2 separate regions of the Homo sapiens genome follow, and region 2 is linked to region 1. The links are chromatin loops, found by intact Hi-C in ENCODE. Cell type or tissue: psoas muscle. All regions are shown on one strand. Links, peaks and the distances in the headings refer to the core of each region. The heading gives the core; the rest is flanking DNA. Region 1 overlaps LOC105373390 (a long non-coding RNA gene). Region 2 holds the start of LOC107985839 (a long non-coding RNA gene).

Region 1 (9,766 bases), core at 2,054-7,053:
TTCTCCAAAGGTTTTCCATGCCATTTCCCCCTGCACACGTATGCAATATGCGTGGTTTGGATTTTATCATGGGAAATCTCAGCATATGGTGACTTGAGCCTTTCTGGAAGGTTTCAGTGGTTTGGCCATGCATGGGGAGTGGAATGGAAGCCTCCATTTCCCCAGACAGCCTATGGTAGCTGAGACCTGCTCAGTCAAGTGACAAAGCATTCCACTTGTATTCTCCCCGGGTGAGAGCAGCAAAATCTGCCCCACAGTTAATTATAAAGAGTGTTTTTCTGACCGTCATGTTTCAGGTAATGGGGACTCACTAAGCTGTTGTAAGCAGAGGAATGTGGGTAAGTCCAGTAGGGCAGTGGCGTGGTGTGGCGCTCCCTTAGCAGGAGGATGAGGAGCGCCTTTCCTGGGTGGCGCTGGGGAGGTGCTAATGGCTGGGTGGGTGAGGCATGGCTCTGAAGCAGATGTGGAGGCCCATTTTCCAGCAGTGATGCTCTGATGCCAGTCACGTGTCCAGTGATTCAGTGAATTCTGAGGCTAACCACTTGGAGTTAATGCTGAACCCACGGGCTTAGGGGCTCAGACACACAAGAATGCTCTCACTCCAGATGCCAGCTCCAAGTCCTGGGGACCACCTGCACTTCTGATCAAGCAGCTGTATATTTGAGGATTCCTACGACCCTCCTCAAGTTTGATAATTTTCGAGAGCAAGCCACAGAACTCAGGAAAGCTTTATGCTTACGATTACTGGTTTATTCAAAAGGACAGGAATGAATGGCCAGATGAGAAGCACATGAGGCAAGGTCTGGGGAGGGGGCAGGAGCTCCGTGCCCTCACTGGGTGCTCCACCTCTGATATGGTCTGGCTGTGTCCCCACCCAAATCTCATCTTGAATTGTAGCTCCCGTAATTCCCACGTGTTGTGGGAGGGACCCAGCTGGAGATAGTTGAGTCACGGGGGCGGTTTTCCCCATACTGTTCTCATGGTAGTGAATAAGTCTCGCGAGACCTGATGGTTTTATAAGGGGAAATCCCTTTCACTTGGCTCTCATCCTCTGTTGCTGCCACCATGTAGACGTGCCTTTTGCCTTCTGTTATGATTATGAGGCCTCCCCAGCCACGTGGAACTGTGAGTCCGTTAAACCTCGTTTTCTTTATAAATTACCCAGTCTCAGGTATGTCTTTATCAGCAGTGTGAAAACAGACTAATTCAATGCCCCTGCGTCTGCCTGCATTCAACAACCCAGAAGCCCCTCAAGCCTCCTTGTTTCGGTATTTTTAGATGGAGTTTCATTGCTGAGACACGGTGGATTCAATCATCGGCCGTTGGTGATTGAGCTCAACCTGTAGTGTTTCTTCCCTTCAGGGAGGATGGGGCTGGGGTGAAAGTTCTAACCCTCTAATCAGGGGCACATGCTTGTTCGTCTGGTGATCAGCCCCCTTCCTGAAGCCCTCCAAGGCCCCCTCACAGTGCGTCACCACATTAGCCTAAACTCATGTATGTTAGAGGGGGTTCTCTGTGAATAACCAAAGTCACTCCTACCATTCAGAAAATTCAAAGCGCTTAAGAGCGCCATGCCAGGAACCAGGGACGAAGACCAAATATATTTCTATTGTGTCACAGGAGGGCCAGGATAAAGGAAACAGAGATTGTCGACTAGATTTCTGACTCAGAGCCCTGGTCTAAGTTTGGCTGGAGGCAGCAAATAAAGTTTAGAGAATACCTGAGCCAGTGATTGGGGGATGAAAACAACCATTTGGAGCTTAAAAAAAAAAAAAAAGCAAAACGCCCATTCTTCCCAATTAAAGAAGTAGTAGCCCCAGAGCTTAGAGTAGACCGAAAGGTGATCGACAGCCCAGGGTGTTTTTGTTTTTGATGTGGGGACAACCATAAGCCAATTACCCTGGAATTAGCATAAAAATAGGCATGGAGGGGAGGCCTCCTGGACCATCTCGTGGAAGCAGAGACTAATGATGGCAGGTGCAGTACCTGGACTCTCCCATCGCTGCAGCCTTTGCTGGGAGTCATCTGGCTCCGGTGAGATGGCGTAGGGTGGGGACACTTGCCGTGGAGAAGGGATACTTGCCAGGGGCGGGGACGCTTGTTGTGGGCAGGGCTATGGCAGAGGCAGGGCTGGCACCGTCCAGAAGACGCCTGCTTGGTCCTCGCTGTGCCTGCAACTCCTTTGTTTCTTTCTGTGACTCGGGATGCTGCTCTCTTGGTTCCCAGTTGTCCCTTCTGCCCACAGAAGTCTTGTTTCCAGTTTAGCAGTCAGCCTACCAGGAGCCGTGCCTTCTGGAGGTAACTGGCTTCTTACATCTTCCCAGCCCTGCGTTCACCCAGGGACTCTGCCAGGTCTGAGGCTCCACTGTCGTCCTTTTCCCGCCTGCAACCAGCCTCACACAGGTTTCCATGGGAATGAGGTGGGAGAAGAGACTGGCATTCCCGAGAACCCGTGACATGCTGCCTGGTCTTTGGGTAGATATTTTCTCTTTACTGCAGAGGGAGGCTTCTTTGCGCTTTCTCTATTGTCATCTTGACATTTGAGGCAAGTCTGGCATAAGTAGGATGGGTGTCTTTAAATCCAATTTACAGATAGGGAAAGTGAGATTCAAAGAGATTCAGTTTCCACCAAGGTCTTTCAACTAATCAAATGATGGAGCCAGGACTCAACATGGATAGCTGACTGCACGTTTCATGCTTTTCCATGATTCCACAGTTGAAACCATCCTGTGAAGAGCTGCGTGCTACCTGCATTTTGTTATGCTCAGTGCAGGTTCAGCTGATGCTGTTGGGTAAATCCATGTCCGCTGGAGATAGAGCGAGTGCCCCGTCATCTGGAAATAAGGGGCGGCTTCACTGCCCTGCATGGTAGGCTGTGCTCTGCTTGTAGGAGAAAGAGATACATCAGATGAGCATGAATTAATATTGAGGCCCAAATTAATTTTGTCCCAGTGGCAACCTTGGGAGCTGAATGAATCCCACTGTCTGCTTCACCCAAGGCCTGGGACCTTTGGAACAGGGGCTCCACCCCACGTCAGGTGCCTTTGTCAACAGATGTCCTGGCTGTGCTGGCTTGGAACAATCACCATGCCTTTGAAAATGATCTGTAAGATAACAAAGTCAAAAGGATAATTCTGTCATATCTTTGGTTACCTATAAGATTTACCTGTTATGGATGCATTCAGATGCTAAGGTGAGGGCGAATTATCTTGAAAAGTGTGGCCAGGTGCAGTGGCTCACACCTAGAATCTCAGCATTTTAGGAGGCCGAGACCAGTGGATCACTTGAGGTCAGGAGTTCAAGACCAGCCTGTGCAACATGGTGAAACCCTGCCTTTACTAAAAATACAAAATTAGCTGGGTGTGGTGGCGCACGCCTGTAGTCTCAGGCTGAGGCAGGAGAATCTCCAGCCTGGGTAACAGAAGAGACTCTGTCTCAAAAAAAAAAAAAAAAAAAAAAAAGTGTCTCCTTTCTTCTAAAATCTAAAAATAAGTCAGAGCATGGGGTCCTGTAGTCCTAAATCCAATCCTTGACTTCTTATTTAAAAATAAGGACATTTCTGATACATTTTACCTGTATCTGTTTGTTATGGAGATGGTGCTGAACACTGGTGGAATGAGTGGGACTCATTAAAGCCCTGTCTTCAAGGTAGTTAAAATCTGGGAGAGATAAAGGATTGTTTTGAATAACAATAGTAACTGGCAGACTGTGAGATGCACTATACTGATGCTCTAATACATTGCTGTGCAAGTCCATGGAGAAAGTGCTCAGACGCCAGGAGCACAAAGAAGCCTTGGCCTAGCAGAGCATCGGAGGGCGCATGGGTGCTGTGCAGTGAGGATCGGGGCGGGGAGTGGGTGCTGGTGAGGAGGGCCCATGAGCCAGAGGCCCAGTGCAGAGCTGCATGGAGCAGGGGATGCCTCTGTGCCTGGCTGAAGTCAAATTCCAAAGGACAAGGTTGAATCTACAAAATCTGTACCTGACCTGGGCAGAGGAGGGAAGACCTGCCGGGCAGCCTGTGCCCAGAGCCACTGCCCTTGCTAGAGCAGCGGCCACAGGGTGGTGTCCTCTGGAATGACCGGGTCTGGCTGGGTCACATGTGGCCGGCATGGGGAGGTGCAGCTGGCCTTGTAGGCGCATCACTAGACGCCCACAGGCAGGCAAGAGTGCCTATCTGGGCTTGTCACCAGACAGTTTGTGGAGCTGCCAGGGATGGGAGGAGGGCTTGGGTTACCCTGGGTCAGATCACAAGGCTTTCCATATTTAGCTGGGAGCATGGGTTTTATTCTGTTGGCTGTGGGATCACTGCTGAGAGGTTCTGGGCAATGAAGCACACAGAAAATAATGATGTTCTGCAGCCTTCCAGCCTTCCTAGAGTGCTGGTTCCACGGCTTCTCCCAGGCCTGGGTCTGTGTCTCCTGTGCCTTCCGATCAGGTCCCAGGTCTCGCCGGCCCAGGGTTCCGTGCTCAGCGGGGATGCTTGGCGGAGACAGAAACTGGCCTTTGTTGGGGCGGCCAGCACTCATCTCCCCTCCGGGCCGGATCTGAGTTCTGCCCGGTTTGAGCCCTGATTAATGAGGGCCGTTAATTAGAGCGCTGTATTCCCAGTGTCATGGACCTGGCTGGGAGCCAAGACCGGAAGGCGCGGATTCATTGTCAGAGCGGATCTGAGAAACTGGGGTGCCCTGAGGGGTGGAGGCAGAAGCCAGGCTGAAAGGATGCCGTCACCCTCCTTGCCACCCTGACCGCTCGCCATCGGCCTGCAGGCTCACGCTTGGTGTTCCCTCCAGCTCTGCATGGCCCCTGACTACAGCCATTTTTCCAGCTTCTTTCCCATGGTGGTGGGGGCAGTGAGTCGAGGTAGGGGTTTCTCTGCATATAGAGGGGGCTTAGGAGCTGAGGGACTAGGAGGAAGGAGGCGTAGGGATAGTGTAAATAGGGGAGGGGAGTATAGGAGGATGGGGGACATAACTGGAGGGGGACCTGGAGAGAAAGGGGACCTGGATGGAGAGAGGAGAACTGTAGGGGAGGGGTGTTCTGGAGGTGGGGAGGTACCTGGAGGGAAAGGGGCCTGGATGGGGGGAGAGGTGTGGAGGGGAGGGAGGTTCTGGAGGTGGGGAGGGACCTGGAGGGAAAGGGGCCTGGATAGAGGGGGAGGTGTGGAGGGGAGGGAGGTTCTGGAGGTGGGGAGGGACCTGGAAGAAAGGGGCCTGGAGGGGAGGGAAGGTGTGGAGGGGAGGGAGGTTCTGGAGGTGGGGAGGGACCTGGAGGGAAAGGGACCTGGAGGGGGAGGGGAGGTGTGGAGGGAAGGAATTTTCTGAAGTTGGGAAGGGACCTGGAGGGAAAAGGGCCTGGAATGAGAGGGGAGGTGTGGAGGGGAGGGAGGTTCTGGAGGTGGGGAGGGACCTGGAGGGAAAGGGGGCCTAGACGGGGAGGGGTACCTGGAGGAAGCACTGACCCCAAGGGAGGAGCGCAGGGTCTGCTGTCATGGCCAGGGAACACCCTGGGTGAGGTCACCTTGGGGCAGTAGCTCTTGAGTCTGACTGTGTGTTGGGCCCTGCAGAGCTCCCAGTCCCCTTGTCCAGGTGACAGTCAGTCCTGAGCCCTTGGGGGCGTCGTGGCAGCACCCAGCAAGGTCATGGGTAACGCTGTCCTGGTGATGCCATGTGCAGCCACACCTGGGAACCCTGCTTGGGACAGACGGGTGCCTCCCAATCCTCCCACATGTGGATCTGGAGGAGGCCCAGGACCCCAGGGTCAGCCCTCCATATTGGCTTTAATGTCACCTGCCTATGTGGTAAGATTGTAATAAACCCAATATACCACCCCATCACCCTTCCCAGAGATTGGAAGTTTCCACCATTACAATATTTTTCCCATTCATCCACTCCGCAAACATCTGCTTATCACGGTTCTCCTGTCATATGGTGTAGGGAGCTCAGAGCCCTCGAGAGGAGGAGTCATATGCCCTGCAGAGGTGGCACTGAGGGAGGAGAAGACAGAGGCGTGGGCAGGTGATGCCTGCATCCAGGACCATCTTGTAGTGGAGGTGTCCATCCAGCATGGGGGTGAAGGACGCTGGGAGGAGAGGGATGGAGAAAAGAACGGCTTCTAGGGGAGGGGGCCAGACCCCAAGCAGCCAAAAGAAGAGACACACAGCCTGGGCTGCAGAGCAGCCTGGACGAACCCACCGGGCAGGGCTGGCAGGACAGGCACAGGTGAGGAGGGGCGGAGGGCACAGAGTGAGCCAGGCAGAGCCTGCTGGAGGCCGGAGAGGGCCACATCCTGGCAAGTGGGGCCTCACCTCATGGACAGCCTGGCATGGGTGGTGGGACTGGTGTGGGACTTGCAGGGGTGAGTCTGGATGCTGGAGCTCCCGGGAGACCTGGCCAGGCAGGTCACGAGGCCAAGGAATCCAATACTCCCACAGCCCAGGGACAGTGTCCTGCGCTCCTCATTTCCCTTTTAGTCCTCACCTGATTCCTGCTAGAGCAGTGCTCACCCCCATGGGGAAACTGAGGCTCAGAGCAAGAGTGGACTTGCATCAGGTCCTGTATGCAGCTAAGCCATCAACCAGGGAACTGTCCTCTGCCTGAGGGTCCAGGAAGAAGCACGGTGCCTCAGCAGCAGCAGAGCCGGACCCCAGGGTTCCAACGAGAAACCTCATCTGGTGAGACCGTGCAGTCTAGGGGTCTGTCTTGGGGAGCAGGGGCTGGTGTCGAGTGGGAGCCTGGCCCAGGGGAGGCCTGGGCCCTGCAGGAGATGGAATGACATTCCCGGAGGAGGGCCTAGGAGGAGCCCAGGAGAGGAGCTGGGCTTGGTCAGCACTTGGACATCGGAGCTTAGGAACCCCCGCAGGGTCTGTGGCCTCCCTGAGGGCGTGGGGCATCCCGTGGGTATCCCAAGGGGCACCGATCACAAGTTGCTCTTTATTAGCACAGGTCACACAGACATGGCAACAGGACCTGGGCGCTCACAGGTTTCTGCTGGTCCTGGTGTCCAGGCTGCATGGGGATCCCTTGTCCTTAATCAGAATGGAGGGAAACAGGGTCGGGGGGAGGAGTTGTGAGGGAAACCAGGTCCCTCCCTGCAGGGAGCTCAGAACGCAGCATGGAGCTGTGAAGCTGAAACACTGGGGAGCTGCATGCAGTGAGGCCGCAATTCAGCAGCAGTGCAGTGGGTCCACCCAGGGGGTAAGCAGGGGTGTGGGGGGGTGCCCATCTGGGATGTGCAGGGCCCGCTGGGACCCATTCTCTTCTCAGGCTGCCTCCACCATGGTGGCTGCAGGCGGGATCCATACGTCCTGTGCTGCCCTGGCCTATTCTTACTGGTAAAGGAGTGGTTTGGAGGAAAAACAAAAACCTTAATTCAACGGAGGGCTTGCTATGGGTGGATTTTTGCTCCCAGATGGGAAGTATTTTAAGTCAATGAGCCCTTCCTGTCCTGCCAACATGTCAGCGAGGAAACACTGCCTCCTCTGCACCACCCTGGCTTTCTTAGAAAAAAAGACCATTTGGAGGAAGGAATTCAAGAAGTTCGTTGAAACCATCACTGATACATCTCCAGCACTGATACATCTCCAGGGCTGCCGTGCGGTGGGTGAGGAAGGACAGTGTGAGATAGGCTGGACACAGTGAAAATGGCAGCTCAAGAACAACGGATCACATCATTTTCTTCCTAGAAGAATCTGGGTTTGGGTTGCAGCTCCACTCAGCAGGAGGCCCGGGAGGAGCTGGGAGCATCCAGTCGCGAGGGGAAGGGGCGGTGTGCACTCAGGAGTCTCCTCACAGGAGCATCAGACACTCTCATGCCTTAAGATGATTGCGGCCGCTTCCTAACGGTGCTGTGAGAGCACTTCCGCCACGCCTGAAGTTTGAGCAACACTGAACCCTAGAAGCTACTGAGTCCTCAAAGGGCAGGGCCTGGTGGCAGTGGGCCAGCCATGTGGTGACACCATCCGGAGGTTGCCGGGAGGTGTGCAGAGTGCCCCACTCCATGCTGGGTGGCTGGGCAGTGGGTCCCACCCTTCACTGCGCAGGGCAGTCAGCCGTGACTGCTGATTCCACCAGGCCTGGAGGGGCGGTCCTTGAGCGTGGAACTCTTGTTATCCAATGGCACCAGCGACTCATCGTGACATCAGGGACTCCAACCGAGAAAGGCTTTAGAGGCTGCCCTTGCAATGGCTCCCCCGCATCTCCTCCTCTGTGCTCCCTTTTCCTGCTCACATGCCAGGAATTGACTGAGGGACTCCGTGGCGCTTCGGGGCCAGCTCACAACACCCACGGGGCAGCTGCAGACTGGGGAGACCTCCCTCACGGGATCTAATCTTCTCGCAGTTCCTGGGACTCACGGGTATGGGGAAGGAGGGGACAGGGGCTGCCCTCCAGTTCTGACCTGAGAACCTGGTGAGGTGGGGTGTCCCTTAGTGGGATGGCAAGACTGGAGAGATGTGGAGAAATTTGATCCAGATGCCTTAGGTGTGAGGGGTCTCAGGAATTCAAGGCGGGCTGTGCAGACGTCCATTAGACTTGGGGAGCTGGAGCTGCGCCCACCGAGGTTCCCTCCAGGGAAGGTCATGCCCGGTGCCCATGGCAGCTGCTGCCCAGGCCTGGCCACCTGCGGGGTCTTCGGCACAGCTCCCAGGACCCCATGGGAGCAAGCTCATTGTTCCGCCCTCCCCACCTGCTGTGGCTCCTTTCTGTGACAGGCGCTTGTTCTCCAGGGAAGCCTTTGGGACCCTCCCAGGCAGCCCCTCTATAGGCCCCTCCTGTATCTGTGGGGAGAAGAGGGCAGCAGTGTCCCCTAGGAGAGGAGCGGAGGCAGCCTGGGAACCAGGCCACCATGGAACCACCCCTAGCTGGCCATCAGGGAGAGGACTGCCTGGCTCAGCCTGCACCGTGGGGGGCAGCTGGGGCTGCCTGGCAGCCTTGCAGGGTCCGAAGTGCCTCTTGGGATGGGACGTGGTATCGCGTTAGCAGGTTTGACCTGGGTTCCCTGTGTGTGGAGGGGCACGGGCTTGTCAGAAGCAGCAAGGTGCTTGTGTGAAGGACTGTGCAGGTGTCACCTCCAACTCAGGCCTCTGCTAGGGACGTTCCAGCCTCTCTCTCCCTGTGTCCTACGTGCCTGAGTGCCACAGAGTCACCCTGGGAGTAGGCTCTGTCCTCTACGTTTCTCTTTGGCCACAGGAATGTCGGGGAGGATGTCTTCGTGTGGTTATCACCAGCGGCCCCTGACCGCTGGTTAGAAGGGACACTTTTCTGGTGCTCGTAGGCACGCGGTTCCTAACAGCGGGGAAGCCTTCTGCAAAATGCACCTCATTGTGCAGACATCACGGAGTGCACTTACCCACCCCCAGATGGTTCAGCCCACGGCACGCCTGGGCCACGTGGTGCAGCCTGTGGCTCCTAGGCCACAAGTCTGAACAACATGGTGCCACACTGAATAATGCAGGCAGCTGTAATACAGTGGCCACTGTTCATGTGTCGAAACATAGAAACGTTACAGCAAAAATATGGTGCTATCGTCGTATGGGACCACCATCATATACGCAGCTCATTATTGACAGAGAGATTGTGGTGCATGACTGAATTTCCAAAAGTGTTCTCAAGGTCAGAACAGGAAGAATTCTCCCTCCCTCCTTCCCTCCTTCCAGATTCCCTCTGCAATTTTTTCCTCTGCGCGACCTCACTGGCTTTATTTATTTTGAGAAAAATGAATTCCAAAGGTCACTTTGAGTCCTTTCTTGTGAGAAGTCCTTTCCATAGAC
Region 2 (9,766 bases), core at 1,544-6,543, 110 kb after region 1:
GAGTAACCTGTTCTGTAAGGATTTAGAGGGTCTTCTGCGTGCAGGCACCCAGGGGCCCACCTCGGCTTTCATGGAGATGGGACAGGACACCGGCATTTCTCAACAAGCACTTGTAACTTATCAAATGCACGTGTGAGATCCCGGAATGGAGAGCATGGTGTGGAGAGGAAGGGTGCAGCAGGAAGACCGACGAAGGGGCCGACTTCAGCGTGGTAGCCATGAGCCCAGGAAAATGAGTGCATTCAGTAGCGAGGTGAGGGGAGTGGCAGCCAGCAGTCGGGATGCAGAGGGAACCTGGCACCTCCCGGGAGTCCAGGAGGACTCGAGGAGAAGGCCTCATTGGGCCTGGACAGTGAAAGAAGGGTTGGGTGTGGCCAAGCTGGCCTGGTGCATAGGGCACATGTCCCTGAGAGTAGAGTGTCCTTGAGGGCCTGCGTGTGCTGGGTATGGGGCTGGGCACAGTGAGGCCTTGGGGAAGGAGGTGAGCCGGGGCTGGGTTCCGTGAGGCAGGGCTGTGTCTAGACCCCCTGCTGTGGAAGGGCACCTGACTCCCCTTCCCACGAAGGTGAGGCCTGCCCCGGTCGCTCCAGCTGTCGGCAGGAGGGAAACCCAGGAGCCCCGTGTCCTCCATCTGTGAGTCAGCCGGGGGCCTCCGTCTGTGTGGTGAGCCAGGGACCTTTGCCTGTGTGAGTCAGCGGCTTCTGTCTCTGTGAGTGAGCTGGCGGTCTCCGTCCATGTGAGTGAGCCAGTGGCCTCCGTCTGCATGAATGAGCTGGGGGCCTCTGTCTGTGTAAGTGAGCTGGCGGCCTCTGTGTGAGTGAGCGAGGGCTTCTGTCTGTGTGTGAGCTGGCGGCCACTGTGTGAGTCAGCGAGGGCCTCTGTCTGTGTGAGTGAGCTGGCGGCCTGTGCACAGCCCGAGTAACTCGGAGGCCTTGGAACCTGTGAGCCTGAGCCAAGGAGCTCCCCGGTGGGTGGGCATGGGCAGGCCAGGGCCCAGGGCTCTGCAGGTCTCACGAGAACTTATAGGGGTGCAGCCGGTGGACCAGGCAGCCTGTGACCCAGAGAGCAGACGACGGCCCTAGCAGGGCCAGAGGCAGCCACTCACACTGGACAGCACGGCAGTGGGGACTGAGAGGTGGAAGCCAGGAAATCCTCTTATGGAGAGAAAGGCAGCCTCAGGTGGACCTGCCCGGGTGATGGCTTCAGAGAAGTAGAGATGAGAGTGAGTGTGCAGGTGTGCGGGGTGCGTGCATATGTGTGTGTGTGCACGCGTGGGGGGATGTGCTCGTGTGGGGTGTGTGCACACGTGTGGGGTGTGTGTACAGATGTGTGCAAAGTGTATGTGTGCTACTAGGTGTGTGTGACTGTGTGCTGTCTGTGTGAGTATATGAGTGTGTCCCCCATGCGTGAGTCTGTGACTGTGCCCCGTATTTTCTGTGTGCATGTGTGTGTGTGAGAGCGAGTCCCACGTCCTGTGTGTGTGCTGTCTGTATCTGTGTGTATGTGAGTGTGTCCTGTGTCTTCTGTGTGAGTGTGTGACTATGTGTGAGTACATGAGTGCCTCCTGTGTTCTGTGTGTGAGAATGTGTCCCATGTCTTCAGTGTATGTGTGTGTGAGAGGGGGTCCTCTTCATGTGCGTGGAAAAATGTCAGTGTATAGCCTGTGTGTGTGAGCATATGAGAGTGTGTCCCATGCCCTCTGGGTGTGTCTCAGTATGGAGAGTGTCCCATGTCCTCTCTGTGTGTGAGTGTGAGTGTCCCATGTCCTCTCTGCGTGTGTGTGTCCCGTGTCCTCTCTGCATGTGTGAGTGTCCCATGTCCTCTCTGTTTGTGTCTGAGAGTGTCATGTCTACGAGTGTGAGAGGGTGCTGTGTCCTCTCTGTGTGTGTGAGAGTGTTTTGTGTCCTCTCGGTGTGTGAGACGGTCCCATGTCCTCTCTGTGTGTCTGAGGGTGTACTGTCTGCGTGTGTGTGTGTCCTGTGTCCTCTCTGTGTGTGAGAGTCCCATGTCCTTTTCTGTGTGTGTGGGGGGGTGTCCTGTCTGCACGTGTGAATGTGAGAGGGTCCTGTGTCTTCTCCGTGCGTGTGTGTGAGTGTCCCATGCCCTGTGTGTGTCTGAGTATGGAGAGTGTATCCCGTGTCCTCTCTGTGTGTGAGTGTGTGTGAGTGTATTCCTTGTCTCTGCGTGTGTGTCCTGTGTGACGCCCTCACACACTCCCACACAGGGAGGACGTGGGACACCCACACACTCACACTGACCTTTACTGGGAGCTGGGGTGAAAAGTGCTCCCTCCCTGAGCAGGAGTCCCGGGACCTTCTCCAGGCACACAGTCAATGCCCGACTGAGTCATAAGTGCAGTGATTCCCAAGTACAGCCTTCGTCTCCCGGCCCCACAGGGAGGTACAGGACTCCGGGCAGCTGCTTGGAAAAGGAGGGGGCTGCCCATGGTGCACAGCGGCTCTGGGAGAGGGTGCACGGTGGATGTGGCCAGGTACGGTGGCCGAGATCATGAGGACAGCGGGACTTTCGTCGATCTACCTGTCAGTGGCGATGTACAACCCCCAACCTGCTGAGGGGCAGAGGCTCAGAGGCCAGTAACCAAAAGGTAGACACTGGCAGATGCCGGAGGTGGGCACTACACCTGACTTCCCTCCCCATGACTCTCGGCAACCCGGCAAGACCCTTACCACACAGACGCCACTCCGAGGGGAGGGGGTCCTCAGGCGTGTGTGGCTGCCTTCTCAGCCCCTGAGGTCCCGCAGAAGTGCCCCATCTTACATGCAAGAACTCTTAGGCAGAACAGGGGCTTGAGAGACCAATGAAGTTTTGACGTTTGCTGAGACAGAACTAAGGTGACTTTTTTTGGCTCACTTTTGTACTTTTTTGAAGACTCTAGGTGCATTGAAATAGTTGTGCTTCCCAGTGTGAAATAATTTGCCAGGAAAAATCCTCAGAAATAAATGGTAAGCAGTGTGTATTGTTTACTGGAAAGGTTGGCGAGTGGAGGAACTGCACCTTCAGAGGGCTCACTCGCCGAGAGCACTGCACTGGACGCTTGGTGCAGTGCATCTGATTTCATTCTCGCAGTAACTCTCTAAGGTAAGAATCATACTCCTCGTTTCTAAAACAGAAAGACTGAGACTCACAGAGGATATGTTATTTGCCCTGCGTCTCCCAGCTAGAAAGTGGTTGAACTGGATGACTTGTGTTGGATGCACGGCTCTCGTTTTTGGCAGGAGAGACTCCTGTGTTTGCTCAGCTTCTGCTCACATGAGTCACAGAGAAGAGGGTTTGTACCCTGCTAGGGCAGGTGAGGGCTCAGGGCCTCCCAGGGGTCTGGGTCATCAGGACAGATACCCTGGGAGCTCAGGACCAAGGGGAGGATGGGCGTGGAGGAGCGGGTCCCCAACTGCCTGGGACATTCCTTCTGGGGCCATGAGCTACCTTTCCCCAGAGTGCGGGCAGGTGTCCTATAAGCCTGCAACCCCCACGGGAAAGCAGACATCGCCACAGCTGGCTCCGCCCTGCAGCACAAACAGGGAATTGTCTTATGTGGAGAGTGGCCTCCTAACCTGCCAGCCCTGTCCCTGCAAGTCTGTGTGGCTGTTGAGGCTGGGAGGCTGGGACGAGCAGACACAGCTGCGGCTCTTGGTTGTGAATGCTCCAGGGACAGCACAAGCTGCGAGCACCAGGGACAGGCGGGTAATGTGCAGGTGTGTGTGTGCTGGTGGGGACTGGGGAGGTAATCAGAGCTTGGTGCAATATAAACAAGAGCTTGTGCAGCCATTTCAGTTGCCGGGACTGACGTGGGCTGCCTGGGGAGCTCGTGTGGATGACAAGGGCTGCCTCGTCTGCCTTGACTCCTGCCGGCAACTCAGGAGAGGCTCATTACTGGGCCCTGCACTTCCTGATTCATCTGAAAGCTGGCCAGGCAGCCTCTCGGCCAGGCCTTGGCACCAAGTCTTCTGGGCAGTGAGCACTGGGTCATGAGATCTGGTTGTTTAAAAGTGTCTCCTCTAAACACTAGCTCAGGAAGCTTCAGGCTAGAAAGCAGGGGCCCCAGGGCAGCCAGCTCAGCAGGGCTGCAAAACAAAATGTCAGCAGAGCCTGTAATCCCAGCACTTTGGGAGGCCAAGGAGGGCGGATCACGAGGTCAGGAGATCGAGACCATCCTGGCCAACATGGTGAAACCCCATCTCTACTAAAAATTCAAAAAATTAGCTGGGTGTGGTGGCACGTGCCTGTTGTCCCAGCTACTCAGGAGGCTGAGGCAGGAGAATGGCGTGAACCCAGGAGGCGGAGCTTGCAGTGAGCCGAGATCACGCCACTGCACTCCAGCCTGGGTGACAGAGCGAGACTCCGCCTCAAGAAAAAAAAAAACCAAAATCAGCAGAGTGCGTGCCCTCACTGGACCCAGCCGCAGCGCCTGGCTGCCTGGTCTACCTAGGGCTGCTGTGACACATTCACACATGTGGTGGCTTCAAACAACACACAGTTATTGTCTCACAGTGCTGGGCTGGAAGCCAAATGCAGGTGTTGGCAGGGCCATGCTTCCTCCACAATCTCTGGGGGAGAATCCCTCCTTGACTCTTCTGGCTCCTGGTGGTTCCAGGTCTTCTCCAGTCCATGGCCGCATTACTGCCGTCTCTGCCTGTATCGCCATCGGGCCGTCCTCCCTCTGCATGAGGCTCTGTGACCTCACCCCTTCCGTCAAGAAGCCAGCGACTGGTCATAGGGTCTACCTGAAATCCTACCTTGATGACATCTGCACACGCCCTATTCCAAACAAGGTCGCACTCACAGGCACCAAGGTTAACACTTGGATGTGTCCCTTTGGGGACACAATCAGCACACAGCACTGGCTAAACTCTATCCAAAGGGGAGTTAATTTGGATAAGGAATGGAGATTCTGGGAAGAAAACCAGGAAGGCAGAGCTAAAACAAATAAACAAATGACAAAGACAGCAACAAAGTAAAGCCTGGGTTTACTTTGTAACCCAGCAATAAAGTAAAGGGTTCCTGAGCTCTCCTGCACCAGGAACGTCTGGAGAGTGATGTCATACCTGCTGTCTGTCCCTCCCCACAGCCTTGATAGCAAGCTGGAGCCATCATTCCCCGGGCTCTGCTGTGGGGGTGACGCCCACCTTATCCTGGTCCAGGACTCACTTTCCTGTGTGTCTCCTGTTCCATCCTTCCTAAGGCCGACCCTGCTTGGTCTGCTGCCCTCAGGGGTCCCCTGCTGCATATCCTTCACCTCCTGCTTCCACAGCTCAATCCCAGCAATGGATTCCCAGGCAACGTGGTGAGATTCCAGAGCTGACTTTCCCGTGCCCCTAGCTCTTGTCTCCAGCACATACTGCACTGCGCCTCTGTGATCCAGATGTGTGTGAGATGGTGTGGTTCTGTGTCCCCACCAAAATCTCATGTTGAATTGTAATCGCCAATGTTGAGGGAGAGACCTAGTGAAAGATGATCAGATCATGGGGCCAGATTTCTCCCTTGCTGTTCTCATGATAGTGAGTTCTCGTGAGATCAGGTTGTGCAAAAGTGTGTAGCACTTCCTCTGTCATTCTCTTTCTCTCTCTCTCCCTCTGACCATGTAAAGACCTGCCTGCTCCCCTTTCACCTTCCATCATGATTGTAAGTTTTCTGAGGCCTCCCCAGAAGCAGAAGCTTGCATAGCCCACAGAACCGTGAGCCTATTAAACCTCTTTTCTTTATAAATTACCCAGTCTCAGATATATCTTTACAGCAGTGTGAGAACAAACTAATACAGGAAATTGGTTCAAGAGAACTGGGGCATTGCTATAAAGAGACCTGAAAATGTGAAGTGACTTTGGAAATGGCTAATGGGCAGAGGTTGGAACAGTTTAGAGGGCTCAGAAGACAGGAAGATGTAAGAAAGGTTGGAACTTCCTGGAGACTTGTTGAATGGTTGTGACCCAAATGCTGATAATGATATGAACAGTGTAGTCCAGACTGAGGTGGTCTCAGATGGAGATTAGGAAATTATTGAGAATTAGAGTAAAGGTCACTCTTGCTATGCTTTAGCAAAGAGCCTGGCAGCATTGTGCCCCTGCTTGAGGGATCTATGGAACTTTGAACTTAAGAGACATGATTTAGGGTATCTGGTGAATGAAAGTTCTAAGCAGCAATGTGTTCAATATTTGGCCTGGCTGCTTCTGACAGGGTGTGCTCATATTCATGAGCAAAAAAAATTACCTGAAACTGAAATTTATATTTAAAAGGGAAGCAGAGCATAAAAGTTTGAAAAATTTGCATCCTGGCCATGTGGTAGGAAAGAAAAACCCATTTTCAGTGGGAGGAATTTGAGCCAGCTTCAGAAATTTGCATAAGTAAAAAAGATCCAAATGTTAATAGCCAAGATGATGGGGAAAATACTTCCAAGGCATTTCAGAGACCTTCACAGCAGCCCCTCCCACCACAGGAGGCCTCCCTGGAGACCTAAGAGAGAAAAATGGTTTTATGGACCAGGCCGGGCCCAGGGCCCCACTGCTCTGTGCAGCTTTTGGACATGACACCCTGTTTCCCAGCCACTACAGCTCCAGCCATGGTTAAAAGGACCCCAGATATGTCTCAGGCCACTGCCCCAGAGGTTGCAAGCCATAAGAAACCTTGGTGGCTTCCACATGGTATTAAGCCAGTGGGTGTACAGAGGGCAAGAGTTGAGGCTTGGGAGCCCCCACCTAGATTTCAGAGAATGTAGGGAAATGTCTGGATGTCCAGGCAGAAGCCTGTTTCAGGGGTGGAGACCTCATAGAGAACCTCTACTAGAGCAGTGTGGAGTTCTCTACTAGGGGAATGTGAGGGGTCTCCACTGGGGCACTGCCCAGTGGAACTGTGAGAATAGGGCCACCATCCTCCAGCCCCCAAAATGGTAGATTCACAGACAGCTTGCACTGTGCCTCTGTAAAAGCTACAGAAACTCAATGCCAAACCTTGAGAGAAGCCATGGGAGTTGAGCTCTACACAGACACAGGGCAGAGGTGTCCAAGGCCTTGGGAGACCACCCGTTGTATCAATGTGGCCTGAATATGAGACATGGAGTCAAAGGAGATTACCTTTGCGCTTTAACATTTAATTACTTCCCTGCTGGGTGTTGAACATATATGGGGCCTGTAGACCCTTTGTTTTGGCCAATTTATCCCATTTGGAATAGGAGAATTTACCCAATGCCTGTAACTTGGAAGTAACCCTGTTTTTGATTTTACAGACTCATAGGTGGAAGGGACTTGCCTCGTTTCAGATGAGACTTTGGACTTGGACATTTGAGTTAATGCTGGAATGAGTTAAGACTTTAGGGGACTGTTGGGAAGGCATGATTGTGTTTTGAAATATGAGAAGGACATGAGATTTGGGAGGGGCCAGAGGTGGAATGATATGGTTCGACTCTGCCCCCACCCAAGTCTCATGTTGAATTGTATTCCCCATGGAATAAAATGAAGGTGATTGGATCATGGAGGTGTACATTCCCTTTGCTGTTGTTGTGATAGTGAATGAGCTCTCATGAGATCTGGTTGTTTGAAAGTGTGTGGTCTCACTCTCTCCCTCTCTCTCCTGCTGGCTCTGTGAATATGTGCTTGCTTCCCTTTCACCTTCTGCCATGATTGTAAGTTTCCTGAGGCCTTACCAGCCTTGCTTCCTGTAAAAACTGTGGAACTGAATTGATTAAACCTCTTTTCTTCCTAAACTACCCAGTCTCAGGTAGCTCTTTATAGTAGTGTGAGATTTGACTACTGCAGTGCAGGACTGGTCATCTCTTGCTCACTCTATTTTGAAGACACTAGATGCTGTTAATCTGGCCTGCTTTATTTATCCTCACTGTCTTTGTATTTTTGGTTTTGCTTTTTGTTCTGGTGCAAGCCTGTTTACATGAAGATTGTTAATTCTATCTATTTTGAAATGGCCAATCTCATAATGATTCTACAAGAAATTCAATAATATTATCCCCACTTCAGAAAATTTTGTTTAAAACCCCTGCCATTCCACAGTCTACACAAGGAGTTAGTTCAATCACTACCTACTCTGCACAGATGAGGAAACTGATTTTGAACAAGTGTGACTGGGAGATTAGATGACATTTCTGCAGCCTGACTGTGGACCCTGAGTTGTATTTCTCTATCTTGCAGTGTTGATAAAAATCACCTACCCCAGGGGGTTCTCCCCAGGCCTTACGTCTCACCTAGCAGATGGTGGGATTTTTATGGATAGGTCACTGGACATTTTCAGGAAGCAAGAGGGGCATCCTCAGGAATGTTTTAACCATGAGGGAACAGAGAATTTGCAGAGATGGGCAGGAGAGGAAGAACATGAAGGAGGGCAGCAACCACCTGGGTACAGGTGTTTATTTTGACCATGGAGGAACCGTGAATACCACCCAATGAGTTTCCTGCCACGTCACCACAGTCACCTCTAAATGACCCTCTAGGGCAGGGGCAATTGTTATTTTCCTCTGAGGTGAGGCACAGCAGGTCAGCAAATGGGAACCGTTAGCTAGCTGTGGGTGTGTCTGGCCTGAAGTCAGGTCTGTCTGTCCTCAAACTGCACTCACAGCTTTACCTTGCTGTGGGTCTTCCCTGCTGGGTGCAGGCGGGGGCTCCTCAGGCAGAAAACACCAGAGAGGTCCTTGGTTCTGAACAGCACTGGGTGGAACATGCCACCCAAGGGAGGTGGGGCTGATGTGCACAGCCTGGGGTGAGGAGGCTGCGTGATCCTTTGTGAAGTGAACACGCAGAAGAACATGTGGGTACCTCTCAACAGAGATGCTGGTGGGGTTTCCTGGGGCATGGCAGCCAAGCATGTACAAGAAGCAGCAGTGGAGCCGTGGGGAGCGTTGGAAGCTGCACCAAATGCAGACCTTGCCTCTGAGGCGCTCTGATGCCTGGGTCCAGTGTCTGCCTCTCTGAGCCACACTTCCTTCCTCGTCGGTGGGGTTGCTATGAGGACCAAAAGACAGCTCCGCGGGTGCAGCGATTGCTCGAGGGAAACACAGTTGAGGTGGAGTCTGGGTGATGTGCTGCCACATGGAGTGCTGCAGCAACTGGGAAGGAAAGAGGGCTGGGAAGAAAAAAAAAAAAAGACTACACCTGGCTCAGGTGTGCTGAATTTGAAGGAATCCAGGTGAAGGTGTTCCACGCACAGAGCCCAGGTGGCAGGGAAGTCAGGCCTGCATTCAAAGGTCCAAGTACCATCTCACTGGACTTTCCATAGACATCCAGTAGTGAATGAGCTCCTCCAGTAGTTTATGCAGAGACAAAACAAAACAGTAAAAAGCTAAGGCCTGAGTCTGAACGGCAAACACAAACAGAACAGACAGAATCAAGAATTCGGGGAGGGGTCGGAGGCTGTTGCAATCTGGGAGAAAGCTCCCAGCAATGTGGGGAAGAGCTGGGCACAGCAGCTGAACTCTGCTGCTCAGGGTATTATGCATACCCTCAAAATGAACCTTTCCTTGCCAGTAACACCAAATGCTTATTGTATTTCCCCTCCTGGCTTTGCAAGTCTATCGATCCTTTCTTTTCTTCCAAAGTGTCTGCAGCCAGTGTAGGAGTGACTTCCCACAAAGTGTTAAGCGACAGTGAGACGCTGGCGGTTTTCCAGGGCACTGAGGCCGTGGGCAGGCTGGCTGGCCCCACCAGGGGAAGTGTTTGCAGTCCTGGTCGATGGGCACACAAGGTAAGCGGCGAGCCCTTCCGGATGGGTTCCTCCCAGGCACAGGCTGCCCTGCTTCACATCCATTTTCTCA

The links. A loop is a pair of places that touch in the nucleus more often than their neighbours do. Peaks named below come from ENCODE experiments on the same cell type or tissue, not always from the same donor. Only the 100,000 strongest peaks of a DNase experiment are listed, where the experiment ranks them.
Region 2: it touches region 1 in a loop (3-fold over the local background); 5 of 110 quality-filtered maps call a loop at or near these places.

Annotation. Positions count from the first base shown.
Region 1 is chr2:2,764,527-2,774,292 of GRCh38, reverse strand. All of the region lies in intron 2 of LOC105373390 (a long non-coding RNA gene), which reads left to right. Among named protein-coding and RNA genes, the nearest start is that of LINC01250, 360 kb to the left of the region's middle. RefSeq lists an enhancer at 2,079-2,596. In psoas muscle, for the core only: a CTCF peak has its summit at 4,071; DNase peaks (open chromatin) are centred at 4,142 and 4,637; H3K4me3 peaks cover 445 bases; H3K27ac peaks cover 1,082 bases.
Region 2 is chr2:2,656,426-2,666,191 of GRCh38, reverse strand. LOC107985839 (a long non-coding RNA gene) reads left to right here and starts at 2,042. Exons shown (of 3, transcript XR_001739253.1): 1 at 2,042-3,099; 2 at 9,551-9,696. RefSeq lists enhancers at 807-1,499, 3,852-4,353, 8,288-9,261. In psoas muscle, for the core only: no CTCF peak of the experiment used is centred there; DNase peaks (open chromatin) are centred at 2,346 and 3,921; H3K27ac peaks cover 1,220 bases.